4 separate regions of the Homo sapiens genome follow, and regions 1, 2 and 3 are each linked to region 4. A link is a contact called in ENCODE Hi-C or POLR2A ChIA-PET data. All regions are on one chromosome and are shown on one strand. The core of a region is the stretch at or near the end of the contact, and the rest is flanking DNA. Distances in the headings are between cores, read along the strand shown. Region 1 holds the start of POLG (DNA polymerase gamma, catalytic subunit). Region 2 holds the start of AEN (apoptosis enhancing nuclease). Region 3 holds the start of MRPL46 (mitochondrial ribosomal protein L46). Region 4 overlaps IL16 (interleukin 16).

What was found. Hi-C counts contacts between places; a loop is a spot of excess contacts on that map. ChIA-PET counts read pairs that join two places held with the same protein, here RNA polymerase II (POLR2A). Pooled maps may share reads with other maps.
Region 1: a pooled map shows a loop between it and region 4 (4-fold over the local background). The contact joins the promoter of POLG here to the enhancer-like site in region 4. A Hi-C loop is called at or near these places in 1 of 168 maps with a recorded cell type or tissue (CD8-positive, alpha-beta T cell) and 4 of 50 pooled maps.
Region 2: a loop to region 4 is called in a map of naive thymus-derived CD4-positive, alpha-beta T cell, with 10 times the contacts of the local background. The contact joins the promoter of AEN here to the enhancer-like site in region 4. A Hi-C loop is called at or near these places in 5 of 168 maps with a recorded cell type or tissue (B cell, CD8-positive, alpha-beta T cell, OCI-LY7 and 1 more), 5 of 37 single-sample maps with no recorded cell type and 13 of 50 pooled maps. POLR2A ChIA-PET finds 5 or more read pairs at or near these places in 1 of 52 experiments (activated CD4-positive, alpha-beta T cell).
Region 3: a map with no recorded cell type shows a loop between it and region 4 (6-fold over the local background). The contact joins the promoter of MRPL46 here to the enhancer-like site in region 4. A Hi-C loop is called at or near these places in 2 of 37 single-sample maps with no recorded cell type and 3 of 50 pooled maps.

The regions. Positions count from the first base shown.
Region 1 is chr15:89,333,574-89,337,858 of GRCh38, reverse strand. POLG (DNA polymerase gamma, catalytic subunit) reads left to right here and starts at 3,035. Exons shown (of 23, transcript NM_002693.3): 1 at 3,035-3,186; 2 at 3,946-4,285. The coding sequence starts at 4,105. POLGARF (POLG alternative reading frame) reads left to right here and starts at 4,050. Exons shown (of 2, transcript NM_001430120.1): 1 at 4,050-4,285. The coding sequence starts at 4,050. POLG-DT (POLG divergent transcript) reads right to left here and starts at 3,372. Exons shown (of 2, transcript NR_186332.1): 1 at 3,005-3,372; 2 at 1,698-2,672. TRR-TCG1-1 (tRNA-Arg (anticodon TCG) 1-1) reads right to left here and starts at 2,786; the gene lies at 2,714-2,786. RefSeq lists silencers at 850-1,019, 2,977-3,576 and enhancers at 1,827-1,876, 2,217-2,286, 2,297-2,396, 3,266-3,767.
Region 2 is chr15:88,619,696-88,624,395 of GRCh38, reverse strand. It overlaps AEN (apoptosis enhancing nuclease), which reads right to left and starts at 3,056. Exons shown (of 4, transcript NM_022767.4): 1 at 3,014-3,056. RefSeq lists enhancers at 326-1,525, 3,012-3,171, 2,501-3,174, 3,175-3,848 and a silencer at 2,802-2,991.
Region 3 is chr15:88,465,300-88,469,732 of GRCh38, reverse strand. MRPL46 (mitochondrial ribosomal protein L46) reads left to right here and starts at 2,345. Exons shown (of 4, transcript NM_022163.4): 1 at 2,345-2,583; 2 at 3,960-4,146. The coding sequence starts at 2,356. MRPS11 (mitochondrial ribosomal protein S11) reads right to left here and starts at 2,025. Exons shown (of 6, transcript NM_022839.5): 1 at 1,951-2,025; 2 at 1,709-1,825. The coding sequence starts at 2,015. RefSeq lists enhancers at 2,175-2,344, 2,811-4,010.
Region 4 is chr15:81,296,776-81,301,430 of GRCh38, reverse strand. It overlaps IL16 (interleukin 16), which reads right to left. Exons shown (of 19, transcript NM_172217.5): 13 at 4,353-4,503; 14 at 956-2,051; 15 at 1-87. Among named protein-coding and RNA genes, the nearest start is that of STARD5, 25 kb to the left of the region's middle. RefSeq lists enhancers at 2,691-2,740, 2,914-2,963, 3,669-4,233, 4,234-4,655. Within about 2 kb of position 1,255, at least 7 of the 41 ENCODE cell types and tissues checked have a DNase peak (open chromatin) inside an H3K27ac peak, as active enhancers do; they include B cell, CD8-positive, alpha-beta T cell and OCI-LY7, where a contact is called at or near this core.

The DNA.
Region 1 (4,285 bases), core at 1,786-4,285, 8.0 Mb before region 4:
TAAAAAATCATCATTAGTTACAACTGAGGTACATGCTTTGAAAGTACAGGGTGTTCTGGCCCAGCGCAGTGACTCAAGCCTGTAATCCCAGAACTCTGGGAGGCCAAGGCGGGTGGATCACTTGAGGCCAGGAGTTCCAGACCAGCCTGGCCAACATGGTGAAACCAGTCTCTACTAAAAATACAAAAATTAGATCCACATGGTGGCACACACCTGTAATCCCAGCTACTCCGGAGGCTGAGGCACGAGAATCGCTTGAACCTGGGAGGTGGAGGCTGCAGTGAGCTGAGATCACGCCTCTGCACTCCAGCCTGGGCACAGAGCAAGACTCTGTCTCAGAAGAAGAAGAAGAAAAAAAGTACGGAGTGTTTTGATGAGGACAGGGGTCCTAATGAACTTTGCCTCTTGCTCTGTGGGGGGAGAGGTCCAGGGAATTGTGGGAAAATGTAACTGTTTCTCAGGAACCACTATCAAGGACAGACTTTTCTAGAAGGACGTGGGGGAGTTCCTAGAAAAGGAGGCAGGGGAAGTGGAGGAGCTGGGTTCAGAAAGGCCTGGAAACAGGGTGTAGCCTGGCAGGAAGGGTGCAGGCCTCCAGGTACCCTCCCTCAGCAGGAATCAGTATCAACCGTTTTTGTCCTTGTTGAAGATTCTAATTCCAGGACCAGGGCACTAGGCTAGTCTCAAGTAGTCTATGGGAGGAGCAGGCATCTTGATGGACATCTCCTGAGACTGAATCTCAGGAGAGGCCAATCAGGCCCAGCAACAGCAGCCCCTGTGGACAGTTGGGCCAGGGGTTCTTAGCTTTTTTGTGTCATAGACACCTTCTTAGAATAGTGTGTTTCTTTCTTTCTTTTTTTTCTTTTTTTTGTTGTTGTTGTTGTTTTGGTGGGGAGTGGGGAGATGGAGTCTCACTCTGCTGCCCAGACTGGAGTGCCATGGTGCAATCTCGGCTCACTGCAGACTCTGCCCCCCGGGTTCAAGAGGTTCTCCTCCCTCAACCTCCCAAGTAGCTGGGATTACAGGCGTGCACCACCATGCCGGGCTAAGTTTTGTATTTTTTTGGTAGAGATGGGGTTTCGCCATGTTGGCCAGACTGGTCTTCAACTCCTGAGCTCAGGCAATCCATCCACCTCAGCCTCCCAAAGTGCTGGGATTACAGGCGTGAGCCACTGAACCTGGCCTAGAGTAGTGTTTCTGTTTTTAATTTTTTTCTGTGAAATATGTTTTATTAATTTTTATTTCAATAGGGGTACAGGCAGTTTTTGGTTATATGGAAGAATAGTGTTTTTAAGCACATAAAACATGAAGGATTACAAAGGACACCAAAGGTATTCAAATATTAGGACAAATAGGTAAACTTATTAACTAACAGGATCTAGTGGCAGTCTAGTAACCCCTGTTATTTTGAAGTACAGATAAGTGCAAACAAATTTTGAAAAATGTGCAGCACTTGTAATGCGTTATGAAAATATCTGTGGTTGCTGGAGGGGACAAAGTCACAGGCACTGTTAATACCACTGTGGCTGACAGCCTATGCTCATAATTGGAGGAAATGCCAAGTATCAGTAGGCGGTTAGAAGAAACAAGATGAAAATGTTTTCCCCATTCAGGGACTCCCTGATTTAAGCTGAGAGCCTCTCCTTCCAGTATTTTGTAAAAGTCAACAGTTATGTGAAAAAAAAAAAAAAAACAGATGAATTTCTGATTGATTGTATTTTTTTGGCAAAACAAAAAAATCACAAACATTAAAACATTGTGTATATTAAGTACATCTAGAAAAGTGTATGCAAAATATTTCATATTTAAATAGAAGGGACCAGGGCTCAATGCTGCTTGGCCCGGGGCTTCTCTCTACCTCTCCACGTGGCGGGAGCAGGTGAGGGTCGGCATCAGCCCGCAGGGCCGGCGGAGGATTGTTTCCCTGCACCCCACTCCTTAAAAACGCGAAAGTCAACTTCTGTAGTCCGTTCACGGTGTCCTGGGATCCACGCTGGACGGTGGCGGCCGACTTTCAGCTTGACCTGAATTTTATTCCTAATCAGCTGTGTGATCTCGGTTGGTCCCAAACGTCTCTGAGCCTCCCTTTCATCTGTGCAGCTGGGCCTCCAGACCCCAACCCCCAGGCGGTGCTTAATCACGTAGACCTTATTCTGCGTGCACTTTACCACAGTTCACCAACCACCGAGCGCTGAGAGCTGTTGAAGCACCTGGAGCAACACAAGACGGATGCGGAGACTGGAAACAGCTGGGGAAGGGGACAAGCTCCAGCCGCGCTGTGGGCCGGAGGCTAGCATCTGCGGGCAAATTCAGGTTCAACGGAAGGCAACATTTTTACCCCTCAGAATTGCTCTGGACGAGGAGGCAGCACCGGATGGGCGAGGGAGGGAGCCTCGCTTTGGCTGCGAGCCCCAACTCTTGCCAACCATCAATTGAGTATAAATTGAGATTTCTGTACAGGATGCCCCTCCCTCTCCACTTTCCTCCACCTGCGTCGGGGTGCGAGAGACCTGGTACATTTTAGAAATGTGCCTCCGCTGAGACACGTAGGCGGGCAATCTCGCAGGGACTTGCTGGGCGTGGTTACTTCCGCGGATCTTGGCGTTCCCACATCTTTGAAGTGCGGTGGGAATCGGCGGCGACTACGTTCACATTGTCCCAATACTTCGTTCCTGAGGGAGGAATAAACTAAAAGTTAATCATAACCTCCCTTCGACCGCGGCAGGACTCGAACCTGCAATCTTCTGATCCGAAGTCAGACGCCTTATCCATTAGGCCACGCGGCCCGTCGGTTGTTACCGTCTCTTGAGCAACTTATAAAAACGTCACCTCCGCCCACCAGCTAGCTCGGGACCAATCCACCTGCTCCTTGAGAAGGGGAGGTTGGCCTTTGGTTCGCGCGTTCCGCAGGGAGAGCCCACCCAGAAGTCCCCCTTCTCCCCCCGCGGGCGGACCGCTCCATTGGCGGCCCTCCTATTGGTCGCGCTGGGAGTCTCCCGCTTGCCTCTCGGGTAGCCGCGGGACCTAGCTGGGTGCAGACGGGAAGTTGCGGCTGCCAGCGAAGCGGACCGGCCGGGTGGAGGCCACACGCTACCCCGAGGCTGCGTAGGCCGCGCGAAGGGGGACGCCGTGCCGTGGGCCTGGGGTCGGGGGAGCAGCAGACCGGGAAGCACCGTGAGGACCGAGGTTTCCGGCGGGGTCGGCGGCGGGGAGGCCGGGTCGCTGAGCGACGGCGCGGCCCCTCCCTCTCCAGTCAGGGAGCGAGGCCCGGAGCAGGGCGGCGGCTAGTCCCAGGGCGCACCGCGGCGCCTCTGCCGGGCGCAGGCGGGCGGCGGGGCGCACGGGGGTGGCCGCCGACTCCTCCTGCAGGACGCTCTCGGCCGGGTGGGCCGTGGTCCGGGTGTGGGTGTGGGTCCCGGGGGACGGCGGCCCACCCTGCGGGTTCGAATCCGGGCGCTGGCACCTCTCGACGCTAGGCCCGCGCCGGTCGCGGTAATGGCAGCCACCATTTGCCGAGCGCTTGCCAAGAGCAGGGCCGCACGACATAGGCGCCCTGTGTCCCCCAGACAGCAGCCCGGTGTGACAGGCAGAATCCGTAATCCCATTTTACAGAATAGGATATCAGGGCCTAAGGAGCTTTGCCCAAGGTCACACAGCTCGAGAGAGCCAGAAGCGGGGTTCAAAACCGCGTCGCCCTACTCCAGATACTGCTCTCTTACTCGCTGCCCTCGGCTTCCCCACGTGGGTTCACTGACGAAGTTGCGTGGACCCCGGTTCCCCCAGGAGGGGTATTGACGTTTCCCAAGTTTTGAGGCTTAACGGAAAATGCAACTGAAGCGCCTGGCACAGTGTTGGGGACGCAGTAAATGCTCAAGGAATGATGATTATGGATACACCTATTACATATATGGTAAAATAACGCTTTATATCATCTGTCTCCTTTAGGATTTGGGGTGGAAGGCAGGCATGGTCAAACCCATTTCACTGACAGGAGAGCAGAGACAGGACGTGTCTCTCTCCACGTCTTCCAGCCAGTAAAAGAAGCCAAGCTGGAGCCCAAAGCCAGGTGTTCTGACTCCCAGCGTGGGGGTCCCTGCACCAACCATGAGCCGCCTGCTCTGGAGGAAGGTGGCCGGCGCCACCGTCGGGCCAGGGCCGGTTCCAGCTCCGGGGCGCTGGGTCTCCAGCTCCGTCCCCGCGTCCGACCCCAGCGACGGGCAGCGGCGGCGGCAGCAGCAGCAGCAGCAGCAGCAGCAGCAGCAACAGCAGCCTCAGCAGCCGCAAG
Region 2 (4,700 bases), core at 1,807-4,306, 7.3 Mb before region 4:
TCTCAGGCCAGAGCAGCCTCCGCCTGGACTCACTGCCCTTTCCCAAGCCACAGCCTCCCTTCCCACTCACAGCCCTCCTGCTCTTTCAGACTCAGCTACTGTTCCGCCACCACCCAGAAGCCCTTCTGGAAGAAACTCTGTCCCACTGGGTTGCACAGGCCAATGCCATACTGAGGCTCTCTCGGGTCTCCACTGTGCCAGATGCTGGGCGGCTGCACAGGTGGATCCTGGACTCCAAGAAGTTTAGTTTCATGGTGGAGACAGAAACCAAGCATAAAGTGTGTTAAGGGCTGAAGCAGAGGTGCTAGGGAGGCAAAACAGGCTGGAGGACAATTCTCTGGAGGCTTCCTGGAAGAGGCTACATCTGTGTGCATGTACAACAGTAACCTTCCAGGTAGAAGGGAGAAGAATCAGTGGCCATGTTAGGGGCAAAGGCCTTAAAAAGGACTAACCCAGGGTGGAGGAAGAGGGCCCACCAGCAGCCTCAAGTCACTGGGGTGTAGAGCATAAGGCGGGTCATGCTGGAGGCACTGCTCCTCGCTCCTCTCTCCTTTGCACCATTTCATCTTCTGTTTCCTACTCTGGTGGCCCTTCCACAAGCCACCCCTACCGCAATCTGGTGTCCCCTGAATTGGTCTCTACTGGCCAAGTGAGTGGGGGAGCCCCAGAGGCACCTATGGAGGTCACTGAAATATCCCACAGTAGCCCTGACTCAGGACACTAAGTCTAGCTGGGGAGCAAAGAAATTCATCCCTCTGTGCTGAGCTCTTATAGCACAATTTGAGAATTATTACACCCTTCAAAGTCCATTGGTACACACAGTCTACCTCAGAGCTGTAAGAAGGCAGGTTAGAGCCTTGATTGTACCTTCCCCAACAGCCAGCCTAGAAGCTAGCATGTGGCAGGTCCTCTTCAGAAGGGTGTAGAAAGAGGTCTGGAGAAGATGAAAACCTGAGCAGTAGCAGCAGAGATTAAGAGAAATGGGAAGGGGATGGGAGGTGAGGTGAAATGCCAGGTTTGATGATGCCAGCATTTGCATAAAGAATCCCCACACTCTAGGGCAGGGCACCGCATCCTGACTTGACTCATCCAGACCTGACCCATCCTGACTCATCCACCCTGCTTGCTCATCCCATCCTTTCCAGGAGAAAAGGTCTCTCTTTTAAAAAGGTCTTAACTGTAACCAACTTCCTCATATTGACAGTCACATCTTAGAACTGACAAATTCAGAACCTTAATCTGCCTCAGCCCAGCAATGGGAGAAAAAAGCCTAAGAAGCCCAATGCCCACCCTGCTAATAACTAATTTGGGAAAGGGGGCTGGCGGATAGTCCCCTCCTTTCTCTGTGAGGGGCTGAGGCTAGGAGTAGGGTGGGTGGCTTTCCTGATCCTACTGGCAAGGTTTTAAAGAAGCCAGAAATTAAGTTATCTGAGAAAAGGTCTCTGTAGCCTCCTATTTCAAGAGAGGAAAGTAGTCCTTTTCCAAACACCCTGACCTTGCTTAAGAGAAGAGAGAAAGAGACCTCCCCCTCATATTGTTCTGTATTATTTTATACTCAGTACCTGTTTTAAGAAGAAACAAGGAAGCAAAACCAAAGGCAGGCAGCCCGGCGCCACGCACCAGACCCAAAACCAGACCCAAAACCAGGCCTGGGCCTGCCTGACCTTAGCCTGATAGTTAAAATTAAACCCATGACCTAGCAACCGATGTTATCCATAGATTTCAGACATTGTATAGAAGGACACTGTGAAATCTCTTGTTCTGTTCTGTTCTGTTTCACTCTGACTACCGGTGCATGCAGTCCCTGTCACATACCCCCTAGATTGCTCAATCAATCATGGCCCTTTCTTGTAAAATCTTTAGTGTTGTGAGTCCTTAAAAGGGACAGAAACTGTGCACTCAACAAGCTCGGATTTTGAGATGCTAGTCTGCCGATGCTTCCAGCTGATTAAAAGCCAATTCCTTCACTACCTCTGTGGGGTTTTGTCCGCGGCTCCTCCTGCTACATGCTGACACGTCAAAACCAACAGTCATCAAGGACACACCTCTTTGGGGACCCAAATGTAGCTCAGTGAAGCTGGAGAGAAGTTCCGCTCAGATAAAACAACCCTTTCAACAAGGACAAACACAAGCCTTTCTCTAGCCTGGACCCAGCGCTCTGGGGGTCAGACACCCGGCCTTCAGGCAGGGAGGGGGTCTGGCCTAAAGAAAGGGTCCCAGCTGCAGAGTCAATGGAGCAAAGGCCCCAAAGGAACCAAGAAGTCAGAATCCTCGGTGGCATGAGAGCCACCAACCTGCTGGCTGATCAAGAGGGCAGAGGGCAGTTCTAGACCCTCCTCTGGCACTAAGTAGCTAGATGATCTGGGGCAAGTCACGTCTCTTCACCATCAACCGAGGGCTGTGAATTAGATAAGGGCTTCCCAAATGTAGTTAATTACCATATGACATCTGATGAAAGGCTGATTTTCAGGCCCACTCCCACACCGTCCTAATTGCTATTTTGGGGAAAGGGGCCTGAGAATCTAGATTTTTAAAAAGAGCGCGGACGACCCCTACCCTCAAGCCACAATTCTGATAATCGCCCAAACCTGAAAAAACCTGGCTCGATAAGGTCCCCTGTGCTGCTAAAAAGTCCACGGAACAACGACAACAACTAAAGTCTGCTATCCTGGCACGACCTCCCCGCCGGCTGGCGTTCTCCCAGGCGTGACGCGTGGGAGGCCTGATCTCACCGGGAAGGACTCGGGCGTTGGTCACTTGCTGGCCGCGGCAGCTGGGCCGAGTCCCAACGACCAGCGCCGCCCCCTCTGGCCCTGGACCCCCGAGCAGAGCGAGGGCTGGAGACAGGCGGCGCCCGGCCTGCTTTTCTGCGGGCCGGTAGGGCAGGGTCAGCCCAGTTCAGGCGTCCCCGCCGCAGGCCGGGGCGGAAACAACGCGCGGGGACCTGCGACCCGGGACACGCGGCCTCAGCCCGCCCGACCCCGCCGCCCCGGTGCAGGGTCCTGGATCTCACCTGAAGCCCCGCGTGTCTCTTCCGGTCTGCACGTGGCGTCCGGAAAGCCGGCAGCTCCCACATGCCCGGGCAAGCCCGGCTCCGACTGCCCGCCTATTGGCTCGCTGGACGGCAGCGCCCGCCCAAGACCTCTTCTGATTGGTCGAGCCTGCCTGGCAGCGGGGAGGCGGGCGAGAGCAGAAGGGGAGGGACTCCTGAAGAGGGCGTAACTCGTGCTGCGAGCCGGCCATACTGGCGGGAAATTTTAAAGAGAAGGGAAGGGAGACTGACCTCCTGTCGTCCCTGCCCGGTCCCATCAGTGTTCCCCGGCTCCAATCCACTCCTCTACCTGGGTCGGGATGTGGGCTCCTGTAAGCCTGGTACCACCAAAGGCCGAATGACTTACTGAGTACACCCACATCTGCAGATTGGGAACATCGGCCCTTACCTCCTCGGGTGTTCTGGGATTCAAGGAAATAATATACACAGTAGGCACTAAAGAGAGACTTTGAAAGTCAGGTTTCCTCCGTCAGCGCTGCTTTTTCATTTATTCTTTTGCAACACTTGACTCCTAAGTATTAAGTTCCTACGTGGGCTTGGCAGTGGGATGCACACAATAAACACATAAGCATCCTGAGTTGTTTATCTAACAGCAGGGAAACAGCAAGGTTAACAGAAAATTCAGTGCAACATGAGGCCGGGGCGCGGTGGCTCACGACTGTAATCCCAGCACTTTGGGAGGCCGAGGCAGGTGATCACCTGAAGTCAGGAGTTTGAGACCAGCCTGACCAACATGAAACCCCATCTCTCCAAAAATACAAAAATTAGCCGGGCGTTGACGGGAGCCTGTAATCCCAGCTACTCGGGAGGCTGAGGCAGGAGAATCGCTTGAGCCCAGAAGGCGGAGGTTGCAGTGAGCCGAGATCGCGCCATTGCACTCCATCCAGCCTGGGCACCAAGAGCAAAACTCCGTCTCAAAAAAAAAGAAAGAAAGAAAGAAAGAAAATTCAGTGTAACATGAGTAATAACAAGAACAATAATAAACAGTTCACACGTATTATGTGAGCACGAATGATGTGCCAGGCAAAATACTCAGTTAATTTGTACAATGACCTTACTATTATTTCAGTTTTACAGTTAAGGAAATTGACACTTAAATTAAGGAGAAACACCTAGAATCCAAAGATCCTTACCTAAGCAGTCTGACTTCTCTTAGTTCACATTTTGCAAGCAGAAGTGATTTGGAAACGTACCTGTGATGAGAAATAAGCTAGGAGCTCTTTCTGATGGGAGTACAAATTTGAGGGAAGCAGGACAAGGGATGAGGTCACAAGAGAGATCAATCCTTTTACCCAGGCCCCTGAAGGCTTTGGGGAGGCAGAGGGATTTAAGCCATAGATAGTTTACCAGTGAATCTGCATTTGAAAAAACTTGTTCTGGCTGCAGCATAGAGAGGAATGGATGAGGACTGGAGAAAGGAGTGGGGGAGTGTTTGTGGAAATTTGGAAGATCATGATGTCCAGAGTGGTGTGGAGGATAAAGAGCTCCCCACCTAAGTAGCATTTGAAATGACAGATTCAAATGCTACTTAGGAGGCAGCGTTGATCAGAGAGCAGAGGGGAAGGGGTTATAGGACAGCGGTCTTCAGGCATGGGGACTGTGGGAGGTAAATCTGGGGCAAGGAGAGTTTTTTTTGTTTTGTTTGTTT
Region 3 (4,433 bases), core at 1,096-3,595, 7.2 Mb before region 4:
TCTTCTAACTGCTTAGAGGACTTTTCCCAGCTTCCATTCTTGCTCTCCAATGGTTTAATATCAACACAGCAGCCAAAGAGCTTACAAGATCTTGTCAGCAAGATCATGTCAACCCTTTATTCAGCAATTTCCATTGGCCTCCCATTTCATTCACAGTAAAAGCTGAAGTCCTCACAACGGCCTACAAAGTCCTACAGAATGTGGCTATGCAGGCCTGCTTGACCCCCACTTCCCCTTTCCAACCGTTATACTCCTACATTTTACTTGTTTTCTATTTACTGTCTTCTACCCACTGGAATTTAAGTTCTATGAGGGCAGGGCTTTTTGTCTGTTTGGTCAGGGATATATCCCCAACACTCTGAACAGTGCCTGGCATTGTTGAAGAAATGACTACAACAGAATCTTGGTTTAGATGCTTTCAGCAGCTCCTCACTGCCTTCAGTGGGGACAGCGTAAAAGCTCCAGTGTGACAGACAAGACCCCTGGCATTCTGATGCCTTCTTGTCTTGTTGGCCTCATCTGCCATCACATACACACCTGAACACACCATGTTTTTTCATACCACATGCCTTTACACAGATGGTTACCTTTGTCTCCAATGACCCACTTCAACTTGTCCAGATGAACTCCCATTCACTTCTGAGCTCCATGTTCTTTTCTCCATGGTCTTGCCTGATTTCCTCAGGAATGAGACACTTATTCTTTTTTTTTTTTTTTTTCTTTGAGACAGAGTCTCAATCTGTCACCCAGGCTGGAGTACAGTGGCGTGATCTTGGCTCACTGCAACCTCCGCTCCCTGGGTTCATGCGATTCTTCTACTTCAGCCTCCTGAGTGGCTGGGATTACAGGTGCCAGACATCACGCCTGGCTAGTTTTTGTGCTTTTAGTGGAGACGGGGTTTCGCCATGTTGGCCAGGCTGGTCTCGATCTCCTGACCTCAAGTAATTCGCCCACCTTGGCCGCCTAAAGTGCTGGGATTAAAGGCATGAGCTACTGCACCCGGCCAGGAGTTAGACACTTATGATTTCATACTTCCAACCAATGCTTACCTCCATTATATTATTGAGCAGATTATGGTTAAAATGTTTGCATGTTTGTCTTCCCTCAAAGACTGTGAACTACTTGTGGGGAGGAATGATCTTTTGTATCTGTATTCACGGCACCTAGCATGGTGTCTCACTCATAGTAGATTCTTGGTAAATGTTTGTTAAATGGATGTGAAGTTAAGTGGATGTGTATACAGCATACAGAGGTGGTGGCACTGGTGGGAAGCAAGATGCCAGTTCCTAGGGCTGAGCACAAAACCCACCCTGGACCATCCGTAAGACGTGCAGGAACATCTGTTCCATCGCTAGCGCCCTCTACCTCCCCATTTTGTTTTGGAGGCAGGGAAGGTTATTGGTCTGAAAAGATCTCCATCTCAGAAGAAAAGAACGCTGATACATGTTATGGATATCTCACATTCACTCATTGATTTAACGAATGTTCACTGAACATTTACTCTGTACCACGGCTCATCTGATTCTCACAACCTCTCTCAGCATTATCCGCATTTTTAGATGAGAAGGCTGAGGCTCAGATTTATTTGCATAAGGTCCCACGGATAGCAAGTGACATAGCTGAAAATTCACTGGTTCTGACTCTGGAGGGTGTCGGGCAAGAGTCAGGGGTTGCGGGTCTCCAGAGGGCTGGTCCAAGTGGGGCTCACCTGAACTTGGTGTGGCTGGGAGCCGCGTTCTGTTCAACTTTCTGCTTGGCCGCAGCGTCTTGGAGCTGTCGAGCGCCTGTGCAGATGGTCCCGGCCGGCGTTCTGGCCACGACCCTGCTGGGAAGAAAAGCTCGGTGAGGGCCACGGCCTAACGGTCACTGGGGCCCGGGTGGCTCAAGGGACACGAGTAGGAGCATAGTCCTGGAGGTGGCGGTGGGCTCGAGGGGGCAGTCATTTGTTACCCGGCTGTCTGGGGCCAAGTCCAGGACCGCAGGAACCGCGACCCCGCGTTTCTCACAGCCTGCATGACTTGAATTGACCCCAGTCAGTTTCCGTCTGCAGCGACAGTCACAGCTGCGCCGGCGCCGGTACCATGAGTGCCTGTCGGGGAGGGGACAGAAGGGAAAGTCATCTACTCTTCATTAGGTCCACTGAATATTTTTATTTCCATTTAAATGCTCAATAAGACTTTCACTGTAGTTCACCAGGGGATTCTTTCCCTTTTTTAATGTTCTGAGATGGTGGGTCACCCCCTCCATATGCGAATGGTTCGTTCTAGCAGTTCCGGGACTGAGCTTTCCCCTAGTTTGCCGCTCCCGCGGCTGAGGGATCCCTGGGAGCCGCGGTGCATTGTGGGAGAACGAAAGATGGCGGCGCCCGTAAGGCGGACGCTGTTAGGGGTGGCGGGGGGTTGGCGGCGGTTCGAGAGGCTCTGGGCCGGCAGTCTAAGCTCTCGCAGCCTGGCTCTTGCAGCCGCACCCTCAAGCAACGGATCCCCATGGCGCTTGTTGGGCGCGTTGTGCCTGCAGCGGCCACCTGTAGTCTCCAAGCCGTTGACCCCATTGCAGGAAGAGATGGCGTCTCTACTGCAGCAGGTGGGACTGAGATGCAGGGTTCAGAGTGACGTTTATTCTGCGTGACTTTGAGCGAGTAATTTCACCTCTCTGAACTTAAGTATACGGTACTTATCCGCAGAATGGTACCTACCTTACTGACTTGGTTTGGTACATAGATGTTCAACAAAAAGTGGTTTCTTTTCATTGGCCGTGTTTATTGTCACCTTAGACAACTCTTTGGAGATACTCTACTTCTTGTTCATGCAACACAATAGGGATCCTGTGGTGAACAAGAATCGGTCCGTGTCACTAGGAGCTTACAAGTCTGGAGGGAGAAAGTCTTTGTGATGTGATGAATGTTAAGAAGGAAATACAAGAGGCGGTGGGCACATCTGTCAGATGCCTATGATAAGCCTACTCTGTTTTATCTCATGGGGCTATCTGTGTGAGGGGCAAGTGAGGAAGCATGGGCAAAAACAGTGTAGTGGCTGTGAAGGTGTGAGGTCGCTACAGAAAGTGTTTGAAGGGTGATATGTTTCCTCAGAATCCGAGATGTTTTTGTCTTGGTCTGTTGAGAACTATAAACTTCTCTTCTGTGCTTTTTGCTTGATTTATTCATTTACTCGCTCGCTTGACAAATATTTGTTACTCAACCTACAGATGTTCATTGTGCCCATACTATGCATCAGAGAGTATGTTAAGTGATAGAGATGCTGTAATGAATAAGGCAGAAGTAGCTCTGGTTCTCAGAGTACTTCAGTCTAGTTGAGTGAGGGGATCAGTCAGTAACCAAATAATCATACAACTAAATGCAGACCCTGATAAGTGTTGTTAAGGAAAACACAAGGCACTATAAGAGTGTTTAACAAATACATCACATTTTGATTTTATGGTGAGTGTCAAGGAATGCCTCAGACTTTCTGAATACAGGTTTTTCTCTTTATGAGAAATGTCTCTCTGAGACAGTCATATTTAAATTGAAATCAGAAAGATGAGTAGGACTCTCCCAGAAGAAAGAATGTGAGGAAAAACATTCTAGGAAGAAGGAACAACCTCTTGAAAGTCCCTGAACAGGAAAGTCCTTGGTGAGTGAGATTCTGATCAAAGACTGACATGACTGGATTGTGGTGAGTCAGCAGGCATTGCCCAACCCAGCTCTCTGTTTTTGTAGCACTCTTGACCCCCAGTGACATTGTAACATTTTTGGCAAATGTAACTCAAGCCCAAAGTTCAGAGGACCTTTTTTTCCCTCCATTTCCTTTCTGCATGGTGTTTTGACTGTGTATCTGGTTATGTTGGGTGATAAACTTCTGAGCTTGCCAAGTGTGCCATGTCTCTGTTTTATTCTTCCTGTTTTTTTTTTCCTTTTAATTTTGCCAGATTAAGGTAGTTTTTTGCCCTTTGAATTTTCCCAGATTGAGATAGAGAGAAGCCTGTATTCAGACCACGAGCTTCGTGCTCTGGATGAAAACCAGCGACTGGCAAAGAAGAAAGCTGACCTTCATGATGAAGAAGATGAACAGGATATATTGCTGGCGCAAGATTTGGAAGATATGTGGGAGCAGAAATTTCTACAGTTCAAACTTGGAGCTCGCATAACAGGTTGTGATCCTTTTAGGCCAGCCAGAAGGAAGGGAAAAGGGGTATTTGGATTCCCAAATAAAAGACAGTTGCTTGGCCCCTGCTTTGTGTTTTAAGTAACAAATAATTTCATATTCTTTTCTTTGTTGCTCACATCTACCATAATACGACTTAAAAAGTCTGTCTTATTTTCGGGTGAGAGGTAAGGGTATTGGAATAGCCTTTTCTCTCAGTTAAACTTTGTGAATGTTATCTGTGTTTAACTCCAAGTTTGAGACTGAGAGTGGGGCAAATGAAGCCTTTTTCCA
Region 4 (4,655 bases), core at 6-2,505:
TGACCAGACTGAAGGGAACTGTGGTCCCCATCATCGTCTTCCTTGGCTTCCGTGAGACCCTCTGTATATTCTCTCAGCTCTGAAAGGCTTTCATAAGGAGAAACAACACACAGTATGAACAACAATATTAAAAAGAGGTAACAGTGATTGTATAATTACTATGTCCCAGGTGTGGTGCCAAGCACTTATGTGCATATTATTTGATGCAACAAATCTATGAGTAGATACTAGCATACCTTCACTCTACAGATATTTCCCAGCAGTGTAAGAATAATAAATAAAACTAATAAATGCAGAGCTACTTTGATCAGAGGGAAGACCAAGCCCCAGCCCTACAGCAGGGACCCTATGGCACGTCTGACATCCTCTTGGTTCTGCATAGAAGGTCTCATCCATCTCCTAATTTCAACTGACAAGGAATCTGAGGGTGAGCATGGAAAGAACCTGCTCATAGTCAGAATCAGTGCCTAAGCTGAGACTAGGACCCAGACATCCTAACTCCCTGACGAGGGAGTTGAACCCACGTGCAGAGTACAAGTGGATTCCATTTGGAGAGTAAGAATTCCTGATGGATAATTTCCTGGCCTCATTCTGGTCTTTCTGAGTAACCGCAGGACATTTCAGATGTGCATCAACCTTCCAAATCTCCACAGGCGTATGTCAGCCCTCATGAGCAATTCACCAGGGAGCCAGTCCCACCTCCTACCTCCCAGCCCTCCTGAAGCCAGATGTTGTGAAAACTCCTCCTTAATGTGAAAGGCAGAGGTGTAATACCTACAGACAGACACACACACACTCAGACATCTGCACACACATGGAAAGAAAGAGGCAGAACAATTCTTTAATCAATATATCTGGGAATTTTTTAAATTATATATAGGATTATTTTTAAAAATAAAGATGAGAAAGAAAAAGATGAGAAAGGTAAAGAGAAACACCGGGTGTAGAAACTCACTTGAGCGAGAACCCTGTGTCCAAGGCAGATGTTTCAGCAGAACCATTTGCAGCTGAGTCTTCGTTGGATGATGATGTTGGAGATGCCCCTTCCTTGGGGATGCAGGGAGTCTGGGCACAGGAGATAGAAGATGGAAGGCACAGCAAGGATTTCATGACAGCCGATGACACTTGGCTGCTGATAGAATAGAGTTTGCTGGTCTTTTCGTCAAGTAGCTTCGTCTCACAGGACTGGGACCTGGTCAGGGGGAAGCTCCGTGCTCGCTGGCTAGGCATCTTGAGCACTGGGCCTTGAGATTCCTCAGCCTGTGTTGACAGCAGCCTTAGGAGCGGGTCCGGGCCAGGGGGGAGAGTTTTCTGATTGGGCTGCCGCCCTGGGGGAGGGGACTCAGACACACCTGGGTCTCTGGCCTCGGAGGCTGCAGGGGACCCCGAGGACAGTACTTGCTCAGGCTGCTGGGGCACAAGAGTGGGTGCAGCCCCTCGCCCCAAGAGTCCAGAAAACCGTCCTTCCTCATGCTTCCCAAGAGGTTTTGCTGCCTCCCCAGAGGAGGGCTGGAGGCTCAGTCTCTGGGCTCCTTTGTCAGGCAGTTGAGAGGAGCCAAAGGTTTCAAAGGAGCTGATTCTCTGCCTGATGGAGGAGGAGGAGGAGGAGGCCCGGATGTGTGATCCTAGGTGCTCCCTGGAAGCAGGTGCTGGCTGGGTGGACAAGGCAGGATCAGGGAGCCCTCTTGGGTCTGAAGCACGATTCCTCAAACCTTTCAAGCTTTGGCGAAACCAGGCTGGCTTGGGAGCCACAGGAGGACCTTTCTTCACAGTGCTGCTGTCTGCTGACTTGTAAACTTTGGGAGTGCCATTGGCGGTGTCCAGCTTTGGTGGGGTCCCATCTGGGTGGCCCTGTGTCCCTTCTTCTTCATTCAGGCTGGCATTGGGCTGTAGAGGCATGTGGCCATGGTTCTCACTCATGATGGGGCTAAATAAGTTTTTGATGCAGTCAGAAATCCTAACCCAAGGGTCTTCGGCTGTGGTATCAAAGCTATAGTCCATCCGAGCCTGCCTCTTAAGCAGTGGGTGTTTTATCGGGGATGTTTGGGTCACTACAGTGCAGAAACAAGGCCAAAGCTGTGCATTACATCATACAGTGACTTTTCTTCCTAAATTCTAGTTTCCAAGCTGAACAGCAAGAAGGATTCAAGAGGAGGAGATTAGCAGAAGTGGGGGACACCCAGGTGGGTGAACTCCAGGTGCTATTACCTGACTGAGCTGCCAACAGGCAGGAGTGAAGGACCAGAAGTAGGAGTTAATCTCACAGTATCCTAGTGTTTTAGGCCTGGAAGGGTGCTCAGAGAATATCTGGGCCGACCTCTGGCATATTACATTTCAAGAAGGGTAAGGGGCCATCTGATGGCAGTGCTCAGGCAAGACCCTGTGTCTCCTGACTCTTGAAGTTCATGTCCTTTCTACTGCACTAAGGAGCCTCCAAGATACCATGTTAAATGTGTAAAAGCCAAAGCAGTTCTCCTGCCGTTTAAACTTTTAAGACAAAGGTCATGAGTTGGCAGCTGTTTGTGCTTTGACCTACCCGTGTCATTAAAAACAAGGTGCCTGTGCACAGCTTCTGATGGGGCCACTTCGGCTTCCCACAGCTCTTCACGCTCCCTCTCACCCAGCCAGCATTTCCCATGTATGTACCTGCCTGGCCCTGAAGCCGTGTGTTTGCTGCTCTGCCTATACACAGGTCATTGATCAGCTTGCTCTCGGCAAAGGAGTGTTTTCCCTCCCTCAAAAGCTGATGAAAAGGTTCCAGGTAGAAAGGAATCTGTGAAGTAGGATTCTCCACCTTGGCTACATACTGGAATCTGGAGGGCCCTGAAAAATACTGACGCCCACCCCTAGGTACTGACTGAAGATACCTGGGATGCAGCCTGGGTGTTGGGAATGTGATGAGCAGGGGATTGCAATGTGCAACCTGCTCTGTGCCAGCCAGGACCTCAGGCATGCCCTGGAGCACATAGGAGTCTTTCTCAGAAGCCAGCATTGAACCAGCATCATATCTGCATGGGTAAGGGAGAGGGTGTCCTGGCTCTCTTTCCCAGGGGCAGAGGGAGGCTGGCCTGTGTGCCTTGGGGGATGCTTGCTACTGGAACGCAACCCAGTTGAAGGAACTCTGATCCCTCCTGTCCCTTGTCTCAATGCCAGGTTTCAAAAGAAGTGAATCATGGAGCATTACACCTTGATGATATCAAAGAGAAATTCTGCACAATCTAAGAGACTGGCCTTGGGCAAGTGAGCCCAGGCCTCCAGCCTGTTTCTGCATTTTTGAATGGCTTGGCTGTAAGGTGCTGTTGTGAGAATCAGGAGGCAGAGGTTCCACAGGCAAGCCCTTTGCAGATTGGAGTGACAACCTCCTGTCAGTTAAACACTGAGGCGTTTGCTTTTGCTAGAATGTTCCTCAATTAGGGTGACTAAGGGAGAGGAGCCTCCACCCACAGGGCCTCTGCTCTGGGTGAGATGTGCTAGATCTTTCCAAAATGTCCCTTAGCCCTCCAAAAGTCTTTCATGAGCTTTTCTGTAGTGTTACTCAAACAGTCATATGTTTTATAGTCTATATGTTTATTTCCTGCCACTACTAGTTGCTCCTTGGAGGCAGGACCTGACTACCTGGTCTCATCCCTTTCTCTCTCTCCCCCCAGCATCTAGCACAGGGCCTCACGAAGCCAGCATTCAATGTGTGCTTGCTGAATGCATCATATGCTTGGGGTCTACGTGCTCTTCCACACATTGCTGATGAGTGAATCTGGGCTCAGAAAGGCAAAGTAGGTTGCTCAGAATCATACTAATGACAGACAGATCCAGGATTCCCTGACTTCAAGTCCTATGCTCTCTCTAGCAAGCAAATAAATATTCAAGTCATGTCTTAGCATTGTCAGGTGTACCATGTGGACACACCCTTGCTATCCACCTCATGGAGGAGGTGACCACTGGTAGATGCTATTTATACTTTTCTGGCGTTGCATTCTCTGACTCAGAAATCCTGAATGCAGCAGGACTGTTGCAACTGGAATGTTGGCACCCTAGAGGTAGCTGCCCAGGATGGCTGGGTGGGTGTGTCTTTGGACCTCTTCCAAGGGCTCCATCCTCCCAATTATCCAGAATGGCCTGCATTCCTGCTGCCACCCCCACAGCATCACCCGTCCACCCAGGAGGCTCCCCACCCTGGACAGCACCTCCACGGTGCTGCTGCCCAGCACCTGGAACCCTTGACTGTTGATCAGCCAGGTCCAGTGGTGATGTCAATGCAGAGCACTCTGATCCTCAGGCCAATTTGTGCTCTTATCTTATCCCTGCACCTTTTTTCAAAAGACCCTTCCTTTTGGAAGATCTCAATGAAAGCTTACCTGGGCTGGCTCTTCTCCACCCTGGCTCGCCCTCTGTGGAGGACTTGGTCTGTGGGCCGATACCAGGTCCTGGGCAGCCGGCAGAGGCACTAGGGCTTCTCCCTGCTGTGTCTTCCTGTGGTAGCAGCAGTGGCAGCAGCTCTCTCGCTTCCTGTGGTGTAAACAGGAAGCGAGACCATGTCAAAACGGTAGCCTCAAGCTGTGAGAAGGCGAGACACGCTTTGATTGGGACGGAAAAACGGATATTGAGCTGCTTTCAGTGAGAAGTTCATCAGCAGCCATGTAAAGAGGATTCTTTTCTCC